Regions from separate parts of the Homo sapiens genome. Here region 2 is linked to region 1. Evidence: chromatin loops called from intact Hi-C (ENCODE). Cell type or tissue: PC-9. All regions are shown on one strand. Each heading gives the region's core, and the rest is flanking DNA. Links, peaks and the distances in the headings are about the cores only.

Region 1 (11,055 bases), core at 2,966-7,965:
AGGAGATTAGGGAAAAGCTTCCTGGGGAAGATGATGCCTGGAACTAGAACTAGAGGGAATCATAGCAGGTTTTTCAAGTTAAAAAAAAAAAAGTTTGCAAAACATTCAAGGCAGTGGGTACTGCATGATTAAATATTCAAAGGCATGAAACAGTCTAAAAGTTTTAGAGCTAAGTAGGTTAAAATGAGGCCGGAGAACAGAGAGAAACCAGGTGATGGAGACCCTGAATGTTACACCTAGGAGCATGAACGTGACTCAACAGGTGTTGCAGGCTGTGAAAGTGGTTCAAGCTTCTAACGCCATAGTTGCCCATTAGTTTCTCTTCTGGTCTAATTTTGCAATTATTTACATAGAAGATCTTTAATATAAACCTTTGTTGAGTTCAAGGCCACATATAAAAATCAGAGAGAATGATAGCGTCAGTGAAACAAGCAATATATAAAAGAAGCAGGAACACTCTCTAGCTTCCTTCATGAGTAAGAATAATTGCCTTAACTGTTTTTGGCACTAAGTCCGTTTTCATATGGCATTCTATTTTCTAGAGTGACTTTGTGACATAGATTAGGCAGATATCATTTTTTCCACTACAGTTGAGAAAGTTGCCACCAAGAGAGAGAAAGTCAGAACAGTAGTAAATGGCAGAAGAAGAAGATGGAACCAGGTCTTTAAGCTGCAGATGCTTTGCTCTTCTCTTTCACTAGGAAATGGAATCTATGTTAATGAAATTCCTTGCCAAATTTAAGAGGTAATTGTTGATAACGAATGCCATAGGTAACATTACCCTGACACACACGTTTTGTAAATTTGTCTAAACTAAGTTTGCTATGTATATGATACTATTAATAATGATTAAAAACTAATAATTTATTGAGCACCAGAAAGTGACTATTTTTCTTCCTTTGTTAGTGTTTTCTTCTACAAATTTTCTTCTAAGAATGGTTTTAGCTACATCTCACAAATATTGATATTTTGTGCTTTTATTATCATTTAGTTCAAAATATTTTCTGACTTCTCTTATAAGTACTTCTTTGATCTATGGGTTATTTGGAAGTGTGTTGTTAATTTCCAAATATATGAAAGTTTCCTTGAGATCATTTTGTTATTGATTCCTAATTCAGTTATACTGCGGTCAGGGAACATACTCTGTAAGATTTTAGTCTTTTCAAATTGATTGAGATTCCTATTAAGGTCCGGAATATGATCTAGGTGAATAGTCCATGAGTACTGGAAGGAATGTGCACTCTGCAATTATCAGGTACAGTGTTCTGTCAATAGTGATTAGGTTCAGGCAGTTGGTGATGTTCAGATATTCTGTATATATAGTCTTCCTCAATTTTTTGTCTGCTTATTCTGTCAATGAGCAGACAAAATTACTGAGAGATTTCTAGAACATCTAACTGAAATTCTAGATTTATATGTATTTTCCTAAAGTTATGCCAGATTTTTACTTCAGGAATTATGAAGTTCTTTTATTTGATGCCTACACATTTAAGAGTTTTATGCCTTACTGATAAATTGGGCCTTTTATTATTCTGAAAGTATCCTCTTTACCTCTGGTAATGATCTTGGTCTGACAATCCACTTTGTCTGATATTAATATAGCCAGGCCAGCTTTCTTATGTTTACTTTTGGCATGGGTTATCTTTTGCCATACTTTTAGTTTTAGTCCATGCTATTGCCCTTACTTGCAGCACCCACTGGGGATGTAGAGAGTTGGAAAGAGTGCTGCTCCATCTTTAATGCAGAAACAACAGCAACGAAGGACATATGTATCATTTCCAATGCTATTTACTCCATTCCACCGTCCTAATTTCATTTTCTTCAGGTGGAAGAACTTCCCTGAGTACTTCTTACAGCTTAATTCTGCTGGTGACAAATTCTCTCACCTTTTGCTTTGTGAAAATGTCCGGTAATGCGGGTCCACTAAAGATGAATTCTGAATTCTCTCAACTTCTGCTTATGTGAAAATGTCTCCACGGCACCTTTAGATTTTATTTTTATTTTTTAATGACAATAAGGAAATAATACATGTGTCAGGTAATGGATGTGCTAAATACCCTGATTTGATTTTACACAATGTACACATGTATCAAAGAGTCACACTGTACCCCATAAATATGTACAATTTCACCTTTATTTTTGAAGGATATTATATTAGTTTCCCATTGCTACCATAAAAAATGACCACAAATTTAACGCCTCAAAACAGCAAAAATTTATTATTGTACAGTTCAGAAATCCAACCTGGGTCTCACTGGGCTAAAATCAATGCGTCAGCAGAGCTGTGTTCTTTCTGGGAGCTCTAGGACAGAATCCATTTCCTTGTCTTTTCAAGCTTCTAGAGGCCACCTGCATTCCTTGGCTCATGGCCATCCTCAAAGCCAACAATGTCACATCTCTCTGACCTTTCTTACATAGTCACGTCTCCCTCTGGCCACAGCTGGGAAAGATTCTCTTCTTTTAAATACCCATGTGATTGTACTTGGCCCACCAAGATAATTCAGAATAAATATATCCATCCCAAAGTCTGCAACCTTAATCACATCTGCAAAAGTCCCCTTTGTCATGTAAGGTAACATATTCACAGGTTCTGGGGATGAGACTATGGTGGACATTTTGAGGGGAGGGGAGGGGGCCATTATTCTGCCTATCACAATATTTAATCAGAGTATAAAATTTAAAGTCACAGATTTTTCCCCTCCTTTCAACACTTTTAAAGTGTTATTTCATTGTATTTAAGTCCCCACTGTCTGAGAAAGCAGCTATCTTTTGTAACACTGCTCTTTCGTACTAATAATTACTTTTCTCTTTAACTTTGGTTTCCAGGAGCTTGAATATGTTATGCCTAGGTGTGGTTTTACTTGTAGCTATCCTTGTGTTCAGCCTCTTGGATTTGTAAGTTGATATGTCCTTTGAAATGTAGGTATTTTTTGGTTTCTACTTCTCAGATACATTTTCTACTCAGTTCTCGTTTGCCCCTTTCTCTGGGATTTCAAATCCACATATCTTGCACCAGTCAATATTGAGACCAGTCACTGAGACCACCACTCTACCTGGCTCCTCCTCCCTGCCCAGTGGCAAGGTGCCCCCAAGGGAGAAAGCAGAGCCCATCGTGGCACTAACTTCTCAGGCTCTCAGTACTACATTGACTGTTTTCCAATGCCTGGAAAAAGTTACCTCATGCATTTTGCTCAGTTTTATAGTTGGTTTTTGGCAGGAGATATGGATTGGTACCAGTTATTCTGTCATGGATGAAAACAGAAGTTGCCAAGAGTAGTTTTTAAAGAACAGTTTATAAGCTGGTCTTACGGTCAGAATAGGAAATCAACTTTTCTCTGACGTTCTTACCGGCGGTTCAAGTCACCCAAGCCATCTTTCCATTTCATAAAATTGACAGGCAATGTCATAGATAAGTGTAGGTTAAGGATTGTTCTAAACATAGTAATTTCATGGCAATAATAGATGAAAGTTTTGCAGATTTGCATACAACTCCAATATCAAAATTTTTTATCTTCTTTTTATTCCAAGGCAAAAGATATTTTTACAAAAATCTCTCATAAACAAATTTAGAGACAACCACAATATTGACACATCTCATCTATAATTTTGTTCCACCAACCGAGCAAAGTATCTGTACTTCTTACTGTAACCAAAAAGACAAATAGATAAAATTCAGTGCTCACATTTCAGATAGCTTACAGATGCAGTAAAAAAAAAAATTACAGAAAGAAATCAACAATATAAAGTGAATTTATCCAATTTACCAAACACCATTACCCTTTCCAGCTACTGTGACCTCTGACTCAACATGCAATTGTTAGGCATCTATTTTTCACAAACCACAATGCTAGGGGCTGTACCTTGTATGTGACTGGATTCTGCCATAGCCAGAGAACAGTCTTTAAAAACAAATCTTAGTTTGGACACTGGTTTCACTGTAACCTAGGAATTTAACCTCCTTGGGCTTTCACTTTTAGCTCTCGTAATATCAGCCTAAACATAACTACCCTGTATGGTTGTGTAAAGTTAAATGCAATAACTTCACACCAGCACCCCCTTTCTACCCACAATCCCCTAGAAGTTATGATTAGGATAATTATCTTCAGTCTGTTACCTATTGAGTTCTAGCATTCCTCTTAAGTGGCTCTTGGGATGGCAGAAGATATAGACACTGTTTAAACCTTTTATCTCTTTATTGTATTCTGGGTTGACACAAATTTTTTAAAAATAGATTCCAGCCTTTTATTTATGTATTTATTTATTGGAAAAGACATTTAAGCTAAGTGCAGTGGAGCACACTTGTAGTCCCAGCTACTCAGGTAAGTGAGGCAGAAGGATCACTTGAGCCCAGGAGTTAGTTGAAAGGTAGCCTGGGCAACATAGTGAGATGCCATCTCAAAAAAGAAAAGGAAAGAAAGGAAATTTCCTACTTTTCTCACTATTATTCATGTCTCTCTAGAAGCAAATACTTGTAGAAAAGTTAGAGATAAGGGATAATAATCTTCTTCCTCTTCGCCTCCGTTTCAGTCTCTCTCACCTCTTTTCTTCATGGATGAGTGAGCTCACAATTCTCCCTTCAACATAGATACTTTACAGGAGCAAAATGAGGAAGTAAAAATTACTACAAGAAGAAAGTACGAGATCAGGCCATATTATCCAGCATTAACAAAAAAGTTTAACACATTTCTATGGCCTGTGATATCTTTAAATATGTCCATAGACATCATTTTGGGTGAACTCTACAGCCAATTTGACTATGAAAAAATGAAGAAAGAATGATTATCTCCATTAAACAAATAGGGAAGCTGAGGTTTCATGGGACCTAAAGAAAAGAGAAAATAGAGGAGAGAAGGCATCTTGCTTTCTAGCAATTGACATCCTGTTTTTGGCCTATCCACCAAAATATATGCCAATCAATTGAAGCATTATTAATGCATTACCAACATCAGGAAAATGCTAGAAATATGTATGTCGGATGAGTGTTTCTCGTTGGATTTTAAATATTTATCATTAGACTGCAGTATATATAGGTTCTTCGTTTCATCTCTCCAGAATGAGAATTATTCACAATAAACTTAAGCTTTAAATTCTTATTTAAACAATTGAGTACCCCCCCAACAGTATTTGTTGACACTTCTCTTGAGCTATTTTCTTTCTACTTCTCCGTGTAACTCATAGCCTATTAAGAAAAATAAATTTGAGCCAAAATCCTCAATTTAACAAAACAGGGAAAGAATTAAAATTATATCGTTCAAAACAACAATGATCAAGCAACAAAGAACCCTCAGTCAGAGTTCAGAGGATGTTTATGCACTAAGAGGAAACGCTGTCTTTGGCATGAAGAGGGGTTATTGAAATGATCTAATTTCAGACAAGGTACATAACTGAAGTTGTAGTCCAAGTTTATTGTAGTTCAGTATCTTTTTAATTAGGTAATTTTAAGTTTATAGTTTTGAATCATCAGGGAAAAAAATTGCAACATAGTCTGTTTAGAGTCAAGGCATGCTGCTGACACATTCAAAAAGTCCCGAACCTTCATAAATAAACACTGCCAATGTTTATTTCAAAACATCTGAGAACAAGGAAAGAAGAGATTCTCTGAATGCTTCAGATTGGAACTGTTTGTGCTGAGTCATCTTTATCTGTAGATCCCTTCTGAGATACAGTGGAGTGTGTTCAGTACCTACCAAATGCACAGATACGAATAATTATGGAAGGAGAATCTCATTACAAAACTTTTTTTCTACCTAAAACACTGCCAAAAAAATCTGGAAAAATAATTTTCTCTATAACTAGGTAAAATGGTTTTTATTTTCAGGGCTCTTAGAAATAACTTTTTCGAAGAGAAAACTTATATAAATTGAATCTGGAATCTTGTTTCTTCATTTCTCTTACATTTGGTGGGGAGGTTTTTGTTTGTTTGTTTTTTGTTTGTTTGTTTTAGACTTACCATGACTTTATAAATTGAGTCTATAAGGCTAGCTTCTGAGGTTATTTCTCTCTACCTCGTAGAAACTGATTCAGTGGTTTTCACCAAGTAAATGGTGGGGATATTTTGACTTCACTGGCCAAACCACTGGACAATACCTTAGCCTTGCTAAAGGGAAAATAGCAAACAATTTTCTGTTAGTATGTGTTATTCCACAGGAAAAGATTATGAAAGCTGTAACTTTTGTCATTCTATAGCTAGTGTACAGTCTCACAAATATTATTAGTATTACCTCTCAGAGTTTAATTAAATATTATGTTCATGTCCAGGAATAAACAGAAAATAACATTGTACACATCCTGAAATTTTCCTTTTAATAAGCTGTCCAAAGGTATATGCATTGTTCTCAGAGGTCGGGACTTGAAAGCAGCTTATGTGATTTTCTCTCATTTCCTTCATGCAATTCAGCATTCCAGAAACATTTATTATCAATTAGTATTGAGAGGTGACAGCGTGCTGTCAGCCCTCGCAGCCCTCGCTCGCTCTGGGCACCTCCTCGGCCTTGGCGCCCACTCTGGTCGCACTTGAGGAGCCCTTCAGCCTGCCGCTGCACTGTGGGAGCCCCTTTCTGGACTGGCCAAGGCCTGAGCCGGCTCCCTCAGCTTGCCGGGAGGTGTGGAGGGAGAGGCGTGGGTGGGAACCAGGCTGCCCAGGGCACTTGCGGGCCAGCCGAGTTCCGGGTGGGCATGGGCTCCGCGGGCCCCACACTCAGAGTGGCCGGCCAATCCCGCTGGCCCCGGGCAGTGAGGGGCTTAGCACCTGGGCCAGCAGCTGCTGTGCTCGATTTCTCACCGGGCCTTAGCCGCCTCCCCACAAGCAGGGCTAGGGACCCGCAGCCTGCCATGCCTGAGTCTCTCCCTCCTCCCCCCGCCCCCGCCCCCACCCCCGTGCCCAGAGGAGCACCGCCCCCTGCTCCACGGTGCCGGGTCCCATCGACCGCCCAAGGGCTGAGGAGTGCGGGTGCATGGCTGGCAGGCAGCTCCACCTGCAGCCCCGGTGCAAGATCCACTGGGTGAGGCCAGCTGGGCTCCTGAGTCTAGTGGGGACTTGGAGAACCTTTGTGTCTAGCTAAGGGATTGTGAGTGCACCAATCAGCACTCTGCCTAGCTCAAGGTTTGTCACACCAATCAGCACCCTGTGTCTAGCTCAGGGTTTGTGGATGCACCAGTTGGCACTCTATCTAGCTAATCTGGTGGGCACTTGGAGAATCTTTATGTCTAGCTAAGGGATTGTGAATGCACCAGTTGGCACTCTGTGTCTAGCTCAAGGTTTGTAAATGCACCAATCAGTGCTCTGTGTCTAGCTAATCTGGTGGGGACTTGGAGAATCTTTGTGTCTAGCTAAGGGATTGTGAATGCACCAATTGGCACTCTGTATCTAGCTCAAGGTTTGTAAATGCACCAATCAGCACTCTGTCTAGCTTAGGGTTTGTAAATACGCCAATCGGCACTCTGTATCTAGCTCATCTAGTGGGGAGGTGGAGAACTTTTGTGTCTAGCTCATGGATTGTAAACACACCAATCAGCACCCTGTCAAAATGGACCAATCAGCTCTCTGTAAAACAGACCAATTGGCTCTCTGTAAAATGGACCAATCAGCAGTATGTGGGTGAGGCCGGATAAGAGAATAAAAGCAGGCTGCCTGAGCCAGCAGTGGCAACCCTAGGGCCCTGTCCCATTCCAGACTGTGGAAGCTTTGTTATTCGTTCTTTGCAATAAATCTTGCTACTGCTCAGTCGTTGGGTCCACACTGCCTTTACAAGCTGTAACACTCACCATGAAGGTCTGCAGCTTCACTCCTGAAGCCAGCGAGACCACGAACCCACTGGGAGGAATGAACAACTCCAGACGCGCCACATTAAGAGCTGTAACACTCACCGCGAAGGTCTGCAGCTTCACTCCTGAGCCAGCGAGACCATGAACCCACCAGAAGAAACAAACTCCGGACACATCCGAACATCAGAAGGAATAAACTCCAGACACACCGCCTTTAAGAACTGTAACACTCACCGCGAGGGTTCGCGACTTCATTCTTGAAGTCAGTGAGACCAAGAACCCACCAATTCTGGACTCAGTATGTTATAGACCCCATACCAGGCCCCGGGAGTGGAGAATGGGCTATGATCACTGCCAGCAAGATTGCCATTATCTAGCAGATAGAAACAGGTTTGTAAAGAAAAAGTTAAGTATGTGTGATAAATCCATAAGATACAATGAGGATTCAAAGGAAAGACATTTTTGGAATGTGCTAGTAGAATCGTTGACTCTTAAGTAGAGTAGGCTGGATTTTTTCTTGATTCTTCAAATAAATGTATTCTTCTATGACATTCTCAAAAAGACTAAGTTGAAAATAATTTTAAAATATGAAACTGGAACAAATATTAAAATTTTAGTGTTAACTCATACTCTAAAAGCAGATCATTTGTTAACTCTATTTTATGCAAAATAACACACCTCTTAGAAGAGATACATTTATAAAGTGTCTTTCATTTTTATAGCACAGCGTGTTCCATTTAGGGCCAGTCTCGCAAGTTAGAGTTGGGAAATTTTCCCATAAGAATGACACATAGCTATGTCAAGGAGTTTGAAGACAAGCGTGTTTGCAATAGCACCCACGTAGAGAGAACAGAGTGATCAAAAATCAAAGGATCAAAAAAAGAACGCTCAGTTCAAATAACTGCAAATTAAATCTTCCTTTTTGCCAGTTAAGGTTCTTCACACCAGATTCTACCTTTTTGTGAATAGATTTCGCTTGTGTTTTCATTTTCTTATGTTATCACAATTCATGGCTGAAGGAAAATTCACGGCATGGCATCCCTCTTCAGATGTTGATAAAAAAAATCTGCAGACTTGAAACTTTTTTTTCTGTCTAAACAGAATTCTTTTTTCCCTTTGAGTCCTTTCATGCTCAGCTCCTTATCTGAGTTCAGTAGCAGGCATATTTCCTTAAGGGCATCAAAATGTACACTTTTCTCACTAATTAGGCATTTTAATAGCTAAAGCTAAGAAAAAAAACACTGAGAATACCAAGTGTTGGTGAGAACAGGAGCACCTGGAACTTTTTTCTGTTGCTGTTGGGAATATGTAACAATCCAACCACTTTGGAAGATTATTTGGCAGTCTCCTGAAGAATTAAACACACCCCATGGCTCACCAACTCCACTCTTTGATATGCAACTAAGAGAAATACATGCATGTGTCTATCTTAAAAATAAACAAAATGAAAATTTATGTTAAGAATATTTATAGAAGCTTTTTTATAGCCATAAACTAGAAAAAAAATTGAAAGTTTTTCTAGTCTTCACCAGAGTGAAGGGCTGCTGACAGTTCTCTAGTTCATCAATCGGAGAATGGATAAATACCATGTATATCTACACAATGAAATACTTTCAGCAATTTAGAAAGGGCAAATTACTAATACATCAATGTAGATGAACCTCAAAAATTCTGTGTTAAATAAAAGAAGGCAGAAAAAATACATACTGTATTATGTAATTATTTAGCTGAAGAATAAACAAAACTAATCTATGGAGATAGAAGTCAGAACAATGGTTTCCTCTGAGGTGGAATATTGCCTGGGAAGGGGCATGGTGAAGCTTTCTAAGTTGATGGAAATTATCTTAATCTTTATCTAGGAGTAATTACAAGAGGATGTAGATATGTTTGAAGTCAATCAGCTTATAAGTTAAGATTTGGGCATTTTACTGTAGTAAGTTATACTTCAAGAAAGGAGACTGCAAAATTCCTAAATATTTTTAAAGAGTCTAACTTTTATATTGGAGAACAGCAAAAAACATAAAGAAAATATGTGACTGAAGTTTTAATCAAAGAACGTAAAACTTCTCCATGTCTGGCAAATCCAATGAGTCAAGTAAAAAGGCCCAACTATGATTACTTCCTGCTTAAAAATGAATGGTTAAAAACTGAGAAAATAATCAGTGTAAACATGAGGATAACTGTTCAGTGAAAACCTTGACTGAATTTACAGATAAACTGGTCTGATTTTCAATCAGAGAAGCTAGCTACTTCAAGTATGTTAAGCAAAGTGGCCTAGGATATCCAAGAAGAAAAAGTTGGTGAACTTTGCACAATAATCTGAATTGGCGAGTAGTGGTACTCAGCTGTGACTGTAAACACCACAGAAGAGAAAGATTCATGGTATACAGAACTTCAAGGTCATCTGCGTCTACTTTGCGTGAAAGGGGAGTTGGTTGGGGTAAGAAGCCACACGTTTATGAGGAGAAACTAGTGGTTTGACTGGACCGTCAGAGCCCTTGAAGAAGAAAGACTGAATGGCTGGTGACAAGGAAGTCTGATCTCCCCATTAGATAAACTTTACTACTGATATGAAAGTCTGCATAGGGATTCCAGGGAAATTCTTTTTTTTTTTTTTTTTTTTTTAGACGGAGTTTTGCTCTTGTTGCCCAGGCTGGAGTGCAGTGGCGTGATCTCAACTCCCTACAACCTCCACCTCCCAGGTTCAAGCGATTCTCCTGCCTCAGTCTCCAAAGTAACTGGGATTACAGGTGCCTGCCACCACACTCGGCTATTTTTTGTATTTTTAGTACAGAGAGGATTTCACCATCTTGGCCAGGCTGGTCTTGAACTTCTGACCTCGTGATCCACCTGCCTGGGCCTCCCAAAGTGCTGGGATTACAGGCATGAGCCACCGCCCCGCTCCTGGCCTCCACGGAAATTCTAACATTTCATCTATGCCTCCCAATACAAAGATGTTCCCTGAAATATCAGGCCTATTGTCCTAGGCAACCACAGAAACCTTTCCCAATACCACCACCTCTTTTTTTTGTCATTTGACTCATGGGACTACAACCAGAAAGTCAAAAGGGGATCTTCCATGTCCGCGGGGTCTTAATTCAGACTTCTGGCGGCAACATTCTTCTGTCGCGTACAAAAACCACTGAAATAAAGGATCCTAGAGTCATAGAGGTGAGAAAAAAAAAAAAAAAGCCTTGGAAGTGGATGATTAGGTGTAGTCAGCAGACACATCACGCATTCTCCATTCATTGTTCCCAGATCTAGCCTTTCTAGCCAAGGGAGGAACCTAGG
Region 2 (11,055 bases), core at 3,206-8,205, 360 kb after region 1:
AACTCTATTCCATCAAACTGTCCCACAGTGGGCCCCGTGGCCAGGCCTTTTCACCCATGGCTCATCTGGTCCACAGATGCTGGCTCCCTTAGGAAGGGCGATACCTCAGTCACAGCAACTCTCCTGCTGGGACAGAGCCTGAAGATGCTGACAGCTGGCAGTGGGGCTGCCTCCGCTCCCCGCAGCTGAACTCAAAGTCCTTCCTTGAAAGGCTATCTGGGCAGCATGTGTACATGTCCCCCACAGTTGATCAACCAAATGTCTTTTTTCAAATCATTCTTTGAATCTCAGTTTCCTCATCTGTAAGTGGGGTTGATCTGGATTTGTAGATCTCAATCGGTATTTCAAAAAAGATACACTTTGTCCTCCAGAAACACTGGATTATGGCTTCTCTTTCTACATATAATTTTTAACCTTTTAAAACTGTAACTGCCAGCTGCAGTGGCTCATGCCTGTAATCCCAGCACTTTGGGAGGCCAAGGCGGGCAAATCACGAGGTCAAGAGATCAAGAACATCCTGGCCAATATGGTGAAACCCCGTCTCTACTAAAAATACAAAAATTAGCCAGGCGTGGTGGTGCACGCCAATAGTCCCAGCTACTCTGGAGGCTGAGGCAGGAGAATTGCTTGAACCCAGGAGGCGGAGGTTGCAGTAAGCCAAGATCGTGCCACTGCACTCCAGCCTGGGTGACAGAGTGAGACTCCATCTCAAAAAAAAAAAAAACAAACTATAACATATCGGCCAGGCAATCCCAGCACTTTGGGAGACCAAGGCGGGTGTATCACTTGAGCCCAGGAGTTCAAGACCAGCCTAGCCAACATGGTGAAAACTCATCTCTACTAAAAATACAAAAATTAGCCAGGCGTGGTGACGCACACCTGTATGTCAGCTACTCAGGAGGCTGAGGCAGGAGAATCACTTGAACCCAGGAGGCTGGAGGCTGAGACAGGATAATCGCTTGAACCCAGGAGGCAGAGGTTGCAGTGAGCCAAGATCACACTACTACACTCCAGCCTGGGCAACAGAGCAAGACTCTGTCTCAAAATAAATAAATAAATACACGCTGTGCACATGTACCCTAGAACTTAAAGTATCATAATAATAAAAGAAAGAAGGAAAGAAAGAAAGAGAGAGAGAAAGAGAAAGAGAGAGAGAGAGGAAGAGAGGAAGGAAGGAAGGAAGGAAGGAAGGAAGGAAGGAAGGAAGGAAGGAAGGGAGAGAGAAAATTTTGGTTAAATAGGAAAAATAAATTCAAGAAATCTATTGCGCACAAAAAAAGAAAATAAATAAATAAATAAAACTATAACATATCAGTTATACATCAAATGTACTACATACCAAATTCTAAGACATTGGAGACAAGCAACACATTACTCTAGCACCTCATTAATCAACTGATAAAATAAGTGGGTGCTGTACAAATAACATGCAATTTTTAACCAGTTTGACAGGTTTCAAACCCAATTGAAAACTCCTGAAAACCATTCTCTCTCATCTACTGCTTTCATGCTGTGAATCTCGGAAAAAAGAACCATGATAGAGACTTTGAGTGCACAAAGCCACAGGCTCCCGCCATCTTAACGAGAAGACAAGGTATAAATGTTAAGAAAGATTAATAGCAGGAAAACAGAGCCAATGGAGGCGTGCTAATTATAACTCCCTTATGGCTTCAGAAAAGGGATGAAGGGTTTTACAGATGAGGAGCTTGAAACTGGAAAAAGCTGAGTAACCTGCCCAAAGTTAACATATGCTAAGTGTTAAAATTCAGATTCTATACCAGTTCTCTTGCTTGCCGGCACCCATACACTATACTACCCCCAGACTCCAACATGTCCACTGTCGGTTGCACAATGCCAGATGGTTTCAACTTTTAGACTCTCCAGATATTTATAAGTGATAGTTGTGTGGACTACACAGTTCAAGTGGCACAGTATTGATGCTCTGAGGAATTTTAAATTTTTTGTCTGAGTTTTTGGGGGTGATGGTGGTGATGTTCTTTTGTTGTTCTTAATGTCTGGGTTTAGGTGTGGGCCTCTGATTGTGGAGGAATCATATTTCTGCATAAAGTATATTCATTCAAAGGAACTCCTTTCTCTATCCAATTGCTTAATAATATGTCTTGAATAATAGCATTACCTCAGGACTGAAAATGACATCACCCCAGGCTTACCAGGCTCTTCTGAGTCAGGAATGAAGGTCTGAGAACTAGGAGTGAGGAGAACATGTTTCCACTAGAAAGCCACTGCAGTGGCTCTGCATTCAAACTAACTTGATCAGTGCCACACTTCTGTTTGCTACTACTGCGCTGAGAATTTCAAGGCAAAATCACAGTATGTTTATAGAGAGAAAAAAGAGGAAGGAAGGAAGGAAGGAAGGAAGGAAGGAAGGAAGGGAGGGAGGGAGGGAGGGAGGGGAAAGAAAGGGAGGGAGGAAAGGAAGGAGGGAGTGAAGGAGGGAGAGGAAAGGAAAGAAAGAAAAGGAAAGTGAGAGAAAAGATAAAGTCCTATTCAAGATTTCAGAGTGAAAGGGAAAATCCCTAGGATCACAGCCAGTTGTCATGGGAGAAATTTTTCTTCCTGATCTATTTTTGGCAGTCAGTTCAACTTCATGCATCATTGTTTTACTTATGGCATGTACAGTAGCCAGAGAGAAACCCATAATATCTTTTCTGTCTGGTGGAAATCTTATATTCCTATGCACAGTGACAAATGGCTTGATTACAACATTTTTTTTTCCTCCGGGCATCACAGTGTTTTAAATATCTCTAAATCTGTGGAACACATTTAAAAAGAATAGGGCTCTTACAACATACCAAACACAGTAACCATGGTACAAATTAGCGCAGAGCATCAAACAGTTGGGGAAGAATCATTTTTACAGAGGCTGTCAATGAATACAAAGCCGGGGAGTATGAGGAATGTGAACAAACAAAAGATATCCAGGCTGGAGAAGCATCCATTTTGAGGAATTCTTTTCCTCGAAGAAAGAATAAGAAGAATAATGTTCAAATATTTAAGTAACAGCAGAAAATTAGATTTAATCATGGGAAAAATAATTACAAATGGCTTAAGGCAGCTTAAGATTTTCACCACTTTATCCTTTATTTTCATCTTAACCTCCGGGAAAAGGCCATGTTTTGTGGCGGTAGCGTTTCAATCACACCCATTCACTGCTTCAGTTGTTTTTATCCTTTAGTGGAGATTTTTCAAAAACATGAACTCTTCACAGGAAAATATCTATCTGCGACATTAGAAACTGACTCACGTTTCCTAGTTTTCATGAAACAATGACATTTTTTTCCCTTTGATGCTCTCATCTAACTCCACAGGAAATTTTACTACCGAGCCGCTTTCATCTCTCCTGGTTTGAAGATAAATGATCCTTGGTCTCCTTTAGACCTGCATAAATCACAAAGCAATCTACTAAGAGATGCCTGTGGCAAGCAGCTTCAACTAGAATCAAAAGGACAGTCAGAAATATCCATACTGCTTACACAAGGAGTAACCGAGGCAGAGTAATCCAAACACTGCATCCCCTTTTCTTATACATACAAAGCCTGGCACACCGGGGCTGTTGAGAAACATGAATTAGCCCATCTCTGACATAAAGCCTCGGCAAAATAAGCGTCTGCTACACGTAACTCAAAGTTCTCTGCCCTTCCTCAGAAGAACGTGGCTTACTGGAAGCCAAATTCTTACAAGGAGTACATCAAAGAAGAAATCTATTTCCTTGGGTTTTTAAAATTATTATTTTGTTTCTCATTACACAGACAGCATTAACGGAACACCAAGGAAGAGAAAAAAGAGTTACCACCCATAATCCTGCCATCCGATGAATATTTCTTGTTTTGTTTTGTTTTGTTTTTGTTTTGTTTTGTTTTTTGAGATGGAGTTTTGCTCTGTCACCCAGGCTGGAATGCAATGGTGTGATCTTGGCTCACTGCAACCTCCGCCTCCCAGGTTCAAGCAATTCTCCTGCCTCAGCCTCCCGAGAAGCTGGGATTACAGGCACGCACCACCATTCCTGGCTAATTTTTGTATTTTTGGTAGAGATGGGGTTTCACCGTGTTGGCCAGGCTGGTCTCAAACTCCTGACCTCGGGTGATCCATCTGCCTCGGCCTCCCAAAGTGCTGGCATTACAGGCGTGAGCCACCATGCCTGACCCCAGTGAACATTTCTATTTGCCTGTAAGCATCCGTTGTTTTTCCAAAAATAAAATTGCACCAGGTGATTGTATCAATATGTATTTAACTTGCATCCTGTTGGGCCATGAGACTTTAAAAGATGGTACAGGCCAGGCGCAGTGGCTCACACCTGTAATCTCGGCACTTTGGGAGGCCAAGGCAGGAGGATCGCTTGAAACCAGGAGTTTGAGACCAAGCAACATAGCGAAACCCCATCTCTACAAAAAATACAAAAATTAGCCTGGCTTGGTGGCACATGTCTGTGGCCCCAGCTACATGGGAGGTTGAGACTGGACGATCATTTGAGCCCAGGAGGTCAGGGCTGCACTGAGCCATGATGGTGCCACTGCACTCCAACCTCAGTGACAGAGTGCAACCCTTACTTCAAAATAAATCAATAAATAGCCCAGGCTCTGCAGTCAAACTGGGTCTGAATACAAGTTCTGCCATTATTGGTCTAGGAAACTGAGGCTGGTTATTCTCTGTCTCTGGGCCTCCAATTTTATCTGTATATAAAAATGAGAATGATGCTAGCACTTCCTTCAAAGGGTTATTGTGAGAAGTAAATGAGACAGTGCATGAAAAATCCTTAGTGTCACACTTGGCCCATCATAACCACTCAATAGATGTTGACTGTTTTATTATTTATAATAAATTCATCTTTAGCTAATACCATTATGCAAGAAGATAAAAGGAAACCCTTCCATTTCCTGAACAGGGGTGAGACCTGACCTGCAATTTTGCTCATAGTTATGCAATTTCCCCACCCATCTCTTTTCTTTGCAGACACAGGGTTCATAGCCACAGCAGGTGACGGTGCAGGGCCCTGAGCTCTGATCTTGCGTAACAGAAATAGAGTCTGCTCTTGACCTGGTCACCCAGAACCACAGCATTGAGAAAGAAAACTTAGACATCCAGCTATGTCCAACTGCCACATTGAGTCAAAAGGAAACTGAGGCCTTGAGAAAGGAGATTTGCCTGAGGAAAGGGCTCAACCACAGTCTCCCAACCCATTTGCCTTTGTTCATTGCTTGGGTGCCACTGCAAGTCTGGCCCTGTTTACAGCACATTGCAGCTTTCTACAGGAATTCATCCCATTAACTTCACTTCTCAGCCCTGAAGCCTTCCTCGGTCTCCTTGCTCCTGTGCTTCTGTGGTGAGGTCACCTTTTCTGGAAATCCCTGTGATTTCTTTCCACAAGCCCTCAGCTATGCATGTGGCAATGAGGTCAGCTGAAACTAATGATGACGTGTTACGTAGAAATAAGTAAAATCTTAGATTGAGCTCAGACAAAACCACATTAAAATCTCAAATGTCATTTTCTTACACTTCAAAAATAAAATGTCAGGACCATAAGGCTCTTCTCTATTCTCTTCTCCTTTGTCTTTCAGTTGCTTTTTGTATCTGAGTGTATTTAATTGTGCATTTCTTTCCTCTGGCACTAGAAGGACCCAAATTTTTCTAATAGATCATTTCGCGGTAGTTACAATCTGACCTAAAACAGGAAATACTCAGTAGTTCACAGTAAGGAAATCTATTCTCAAGAAGAAACTCGTAACCTATCAAGGGGTTTTATTGAAGCATGAATAAGCATTTGAATTTCAGTTTATCTACAAATCTATCACTACTGTTAACCAAAACAAAACAAGTTTTCAGTAAAAATTGTCACCTGAAGTAATCTTTATAAAAGCTTGAAAAATGGACTGGCCTCAGCCCAGTTGACCAGCTTTACTCCATAGGTGTTTGTAGCTTTGCTTGTACACGTAGTGTGTTAAAGTAATACGCTTTAGGCTCTGTCCATTTTTGACAGAAGGACCCCAAACTATGTGAATATAAATTTTTTTAGTAGTTTAAAGAAAACTAGCTTCAGAAGTTCTCAATATCCTGCATCCACTAACTCAAATTATCTTAGTTGGGTGTTGCCAAGTAGAAAGAAATGAATAAAAATGATGCACAATTAACCCAGCTTTACTATAAAAATGCCTCAAAAACGGCACAGTTCTCTTGAATAGTTCTCTTGAAGAGGCTCACGGTACACTACAGCTCAATCTGAAGCGCATTTCCACAAGTATCAAATTAGTGTTCATTAAGGTAATAAGATGTTTACTGGGTTGACTTTTGTTCTTTTTATAACAGTGTTGGGTTTGTAGGAAAATCTTATTTCTCATACTCACTCTTAGGAAGACTCATTCCTTTTTTTCCTCTCCACGTGCCCCATATTTTTTATTATGCAGACTCATCTACCTATTACCATTCTCAACTCATAGCCAGGGGAAAGAAGCTCTGCCCTGCACATTATACATAAAATCAATACATATTTACCACACAACCACTGTGTACCCAATAGAATACAAGTTGCTATGAAAATGGAAAATACCTGTACTTGACTCTGGGACTTACCATCTACATATTTCCTTGTGACCCAGGTGAGTACAGCCCGAGTGATGAGCTCAGTGCAAAGCAGGGGAGGAGGCCTGCCTAAGAACAACAGTGGGCTCTTTGCCAGGCTTTTCTGCCTTTCCGGGAGCTGGAGCAGGTCAGGGCAGGTCCTCACTTTGAGGAGCCAGATTCCAAGTCTTTTACATGAGCACCTCCTGATAGTGGCTACCGTTCACTGCCCTCTTGCTTTGGGCCAAGCTGAGACATTCAATTTTTGCCACAATCTTATCATGTAGGTATTATGATTCCCATTTTACAGATGTGGAAACTGTAGCACAGATGGGTTACATTGTTAAAGGTTAAATAGCTTTAAAAAGTGGCAAACTCAGAATCTGAACTCAGGACTGACTCCAATACCAAACTTCTCAATCAGATTCTAGTCACCTGCTTTGCCGGTGTCCTTACTTGAACATCCAACCTCATCCAGGCCTGCAAAATCCTTCCCATCCATTAACAACAGACTTAATATAAAGAAACAGAAAGCAAAAGCTTTAAGCCAGAATGTAAACCTTAGTTATAGCCATCAACAACTTCTCTTTTACTATTATTATTGCACTAAGCTATACAACATGAAATGTTGTTGCCCAGAGTTGTACTAAAGATATATTGACTAAATATAAAACTAGCCCATTAACTTTTAAGAATTTTCTTCTCCAAATTCTGTACAGAATGTGCAAATTAATTAAGCCCTAGTGCTATAAACTTGAGAAAATCAGTCTTAACCAGCTGAGGAGCCACTATGTCATCTGGTAGTCAGAAATGACCAAATAATTAAGCATATTTCTGATATAAAAAAAGCACAGAAACATTTTATTATAAAATAACAGTACTTTTATCCAAATGACCGAATAAAGGTTGCTGCCTGATTCTCAATATTTTTAAACTGTGTATTAGGTCTGGAATTGATATTAGGTTTCCCAAGTCCGTCAGTTCCTCCACTACTGACTTAGCTGGTGATCTAATGTCAGGGAAAACACTTGTTTGTCTGATTTTTAAATGGATTATTCCTAGAAGATAATAATAATAGCAATAATGCTATTGCTATTATTTGGTCACAAAGAGGATGATTTTGTTGTCCAACAAACCTAGGTTTATACGTGAGCTGTATGATGTAGTAGCAAATGTTTTAACTTCTCCAAACCTCACCTGTAAAATGGGGGTAATAAGGACTCTTCAGAGAGTCTTTGCAAAACCCATTTAGGGTAGTGCACATGGTACATCATCCAGCCCACAGTGAAGGCTATTCAATAAAGGGTAGCTAATATTATACAGTGTTTATGGAAAAGAGAAAAAACGGTAGTAGGGGTTTTAAAGTTCGGGTTCCTTAGAAGGACAATGATTGACTTGGGATTCTCATCTTTGATTTTTTTTTCAGAGGCACTCGCATTCAGTATTTCATCCATCATAACCCCATGCCCGTGTTGTAGGCCATTCACACATATGGTTCCGGCTCTGGTACGCCAATGGGGATGGATGGCTCAATAGGAATTGCCGTGTTTTTATGTTTTAAGTGCTATTTATCCCTGAGGCTTTCAGCATGTCGCTCTATTTCAAAAACAAGTGGTTCACGTGTCTTGAAAACGATGTGCTGAGGATCACTGTCAGAGATTCCGTTTATTCACAAAAAGGTCATTAACTTGGAGAGAACCTTATTTTTACTCCAGGCTGGTGTGAATAAAGTCTGGCTGCTTAATGGTGCTTACTGCCAAGCTGTCCTGAGGTCAGCGATCCTTTCACAGTTCATTCATGAGACTGACGGACATTATTGTGATATGTTGCATAAGAAAACCCTCTCAGTTCCCTAAATACATTATATTAATGTAGTGCCATAGGACATGGAAACCGAAACACTGAGGAAAAAAAATGTTTTGTTATTCCTTCAGGAAAGACTTGTGAGTTGGCTTTTTGGTCTCTCGATTGCTATTATCAAGGCCCCTTCCTGCTTTACAGTCCAGAGTCTGCCCAAGCTAATTGCTGCACTGAATAACAACTCACTGAGGAACTCGCCAGCCTGGGCAATAAGGAGTCGTGGCTTCTCTACCCTGGGCTGTGCCACTGCTCATTGTGTGACCTATACAAGCTACCTAAGCACTCTCAGACTCTATTTTCCTATCCAAAAAACAACAACAATGTCATCTTTAAGATACTATACCCCAGCTCTACAGCCCTATAATTCTCCTTCTATCCTTTTCATAAATACCTCTTTGTTATGTATTTTGTTTCTCTAGTGATGACTAGTATAGAATAAATAATTGCTACCTAGAAGATGTAATTAAGTTTATATATTATTTTCTACAACTAATATGCAATGGATTTTAATTTTATTCATAATTACTAACTTCAGGCTTAAAAAAATCTGTGTACTAAGTGGGAATATTGCACCATTTTTATAGCCTCTTCTTCTCATGTCAATAAAATAACATAATAAAACCCCACCCACACAGATGATAAGCCTCCCTCTATCACCAGGAAGCATAATTAGCAAATTAAAGCATTGGACTCACATTTATACTTATAATCCCAAGGTTTTGTTTTATTCAAGTAAAGCCTGTGGCCTAAATCACTGTGATTATAATATGGTACTAAGTAAATAAAAGTCTGTCTGCCTTTCACAATTATGTTTTAATTTCCCATTTTACATTTTCCAACATGCAAACTAGGTTTTGTTTACATTTTGATCTGATTTACTAAAGAACTTTCTCCCATAGAATCTTCTGAAAATAGAAGTGCAAGCATACATATAACACATGGATTTTTGCCCCCTATAAACATTAGCTTGTGTCTAGTCTTTGCTGGTAGCACACACATAGAAATACCAGTGTAGCCAGGCACAGTGGTTCACGCCCATAATCCCATCACTTTGGGAGGCTGAGGTAGGCGGGTCACGAGGTCAGGAGATGGAGACCATCCTGGCCAACATGGTGAAACCCCGTCTCTACCAAAAATACAAAAATTAGCTGGGTGTGGTGGCAGGTGCCGGTAATCCCAGCTACTCAGGAGGCTGAGGCAGGAGAATCACTTGAACCCGGGAGGCAGAGGTTGCAGTGAGCCGAGATCACGCCACTGCACTCCAGCCTGGCGACAGAGCGAGACTCCATCTAAATAAAAAAAAGAAAGAAAGAAATACCAGTGTTTTCAATTGGGAGAATTTTTAAACTTTGTCTACTATCTTCAGAAAACATTCTTTGAAAGAAAGGTTATTGTGTTTAGTCTGGTTTCTATACATGTCTCTGGAACAGCAGGATATAAGAACCCATTTTGGCAGCAGATCTCCAGAAAACACTGGCAATTCTGCAATGAGGGGAGGTACAACTTCCTAATGAAAGTGTTTCCTCAAATCTAAAGGTCATCTGAACACTTTCATACATACACAATACAATGTATGTATTGCGGTTGAATAGACACAACAAAGGAGGCAGACTGAAGTTCAAATCCTACCTCTGCCACTTACTAGTTGTGTGACATTCAGCAAATCACTTATCTAATCTTTCCAAGTCTCCATTTTTTTTTCTTTTTTTTTTGAGACAGAGTCTTGCTGTGTCTCCCAGGCTAGAGTGCAATGGCACGATCTCAACTCACTGCAACCTCCGCCTCCCAGGTTCAAGTGATTCTCCTGTTTCAGCCTCCTGAGTAGCTGGGACTACAGGTGTGTGCCACCACGCCTGGCTAATTTTTGTATTTTTGGTAGAGATGGGGCTTCACCATGTTAGTCAGGCTGGTCTCAAACTCCTGACCTCAGGTGATCCGCCTGCCTCGGCCTCCCAAAGTGCTGGGATTACAGGTGTGAGCCACCGGGCCCTGCCACAAGTCTCCATTTCTTCATTTGTAATATGAGTGAAATATTGCCTACTTCATAAGATTCATACAAAAATTAAATAAGATAATGTACATAACATGTTGGTACATAATAATCACTAAGAAATGATGTTAAACCTGTAATCCCAGCACTTTGGGAGGCCAAGGCAGGCGGATCATGAGGTCAGGAGATCGAGACCATCCTGGCTAACACGGTGAAACCCCATCTCTACTAAAAATACAAAAAAAAATTAGCAGGGTGTGGTGGTGGGTGCCTGTAGTCCCAGCTACTCGGGAGGCTGAGGCAGGAGAATGGCGTGAACCCAGGAGGCGGAGCTTGCAGTGAGCCGAGATTGTGCCACTGCACTCCAGCTTGGGTGACAGAGTGAGACTCCGTCTCAAAAAAAGAAAGAAAGAACGAAAGAAGGAAAGAAAGGAAGGAAGGAAGGAAGGAAGGAAGGAAGGAAGGAAGGAAAGAAAGAAAGAAAAAGAAAGAAAGAAATGATGGCAGTTATTTCTATTATTATTTTAGTATAATTATCACTGAATCAGAAAGAATGTGACCCTGGGGGTGTGTGCACACCATGATTTTGGCCATGACCTTCAGTCAGCAACATTAGTTTCTCTCAGAGGAGG

Evidence for each region. Hi-C counts contacts between places; a loop is a spot of excess contacts. Peaks named below come from ENCODE experiments on the same cell type or tissue, not always from the same donor. Only the 100,000 strongest peaks of a DNase experiment are listed, where the experiment ranks them.
Region 2: a loop joins it to region 1, with 9 times the contacts of the local background. A loop is called at or near these places in 2 of 110 quality-filtered maps.

The regions. Positions count from the first base shown.
Region 1 is chr3:177,804,834-177,815,888 of GRCh38, reverse strand. No RefSeq gene overlaps it. Among named protein-coding and RNA genes, the nearest start is that of LINC02015, 6.5 kb to the left of the region's middle. In PC-9, for the core only: no CTCF peak of the experiment used is centred there; a DNase peak (open chromatin) is centred at 5,548; H3K4me3 peaks cover 616 bases; H3K27ac peaks cover 2,322 bases.
Region 2 is chr3:177,443,792-177,454,846 of GRCh38, reverse strand. All of the region lies in intron 1 of LINC00578 (long intergenic non-protein coding RNA 578), which reads right to left. Among named protein-coding and RNA genes, the nearest start is that of LINC00578, 7.4 kb to the right of the region's middle. RefSeq lists a silencer at 2,180-2,380. In PC-9, for the core only: no CTCF peak of the experiment used is centred there; DNase peaks (open chromatin) are centred at 5,136 and 6,656; H3K4me3 peaks cover 1,609 bases; H3K27ac peaks cover 3,354 bases.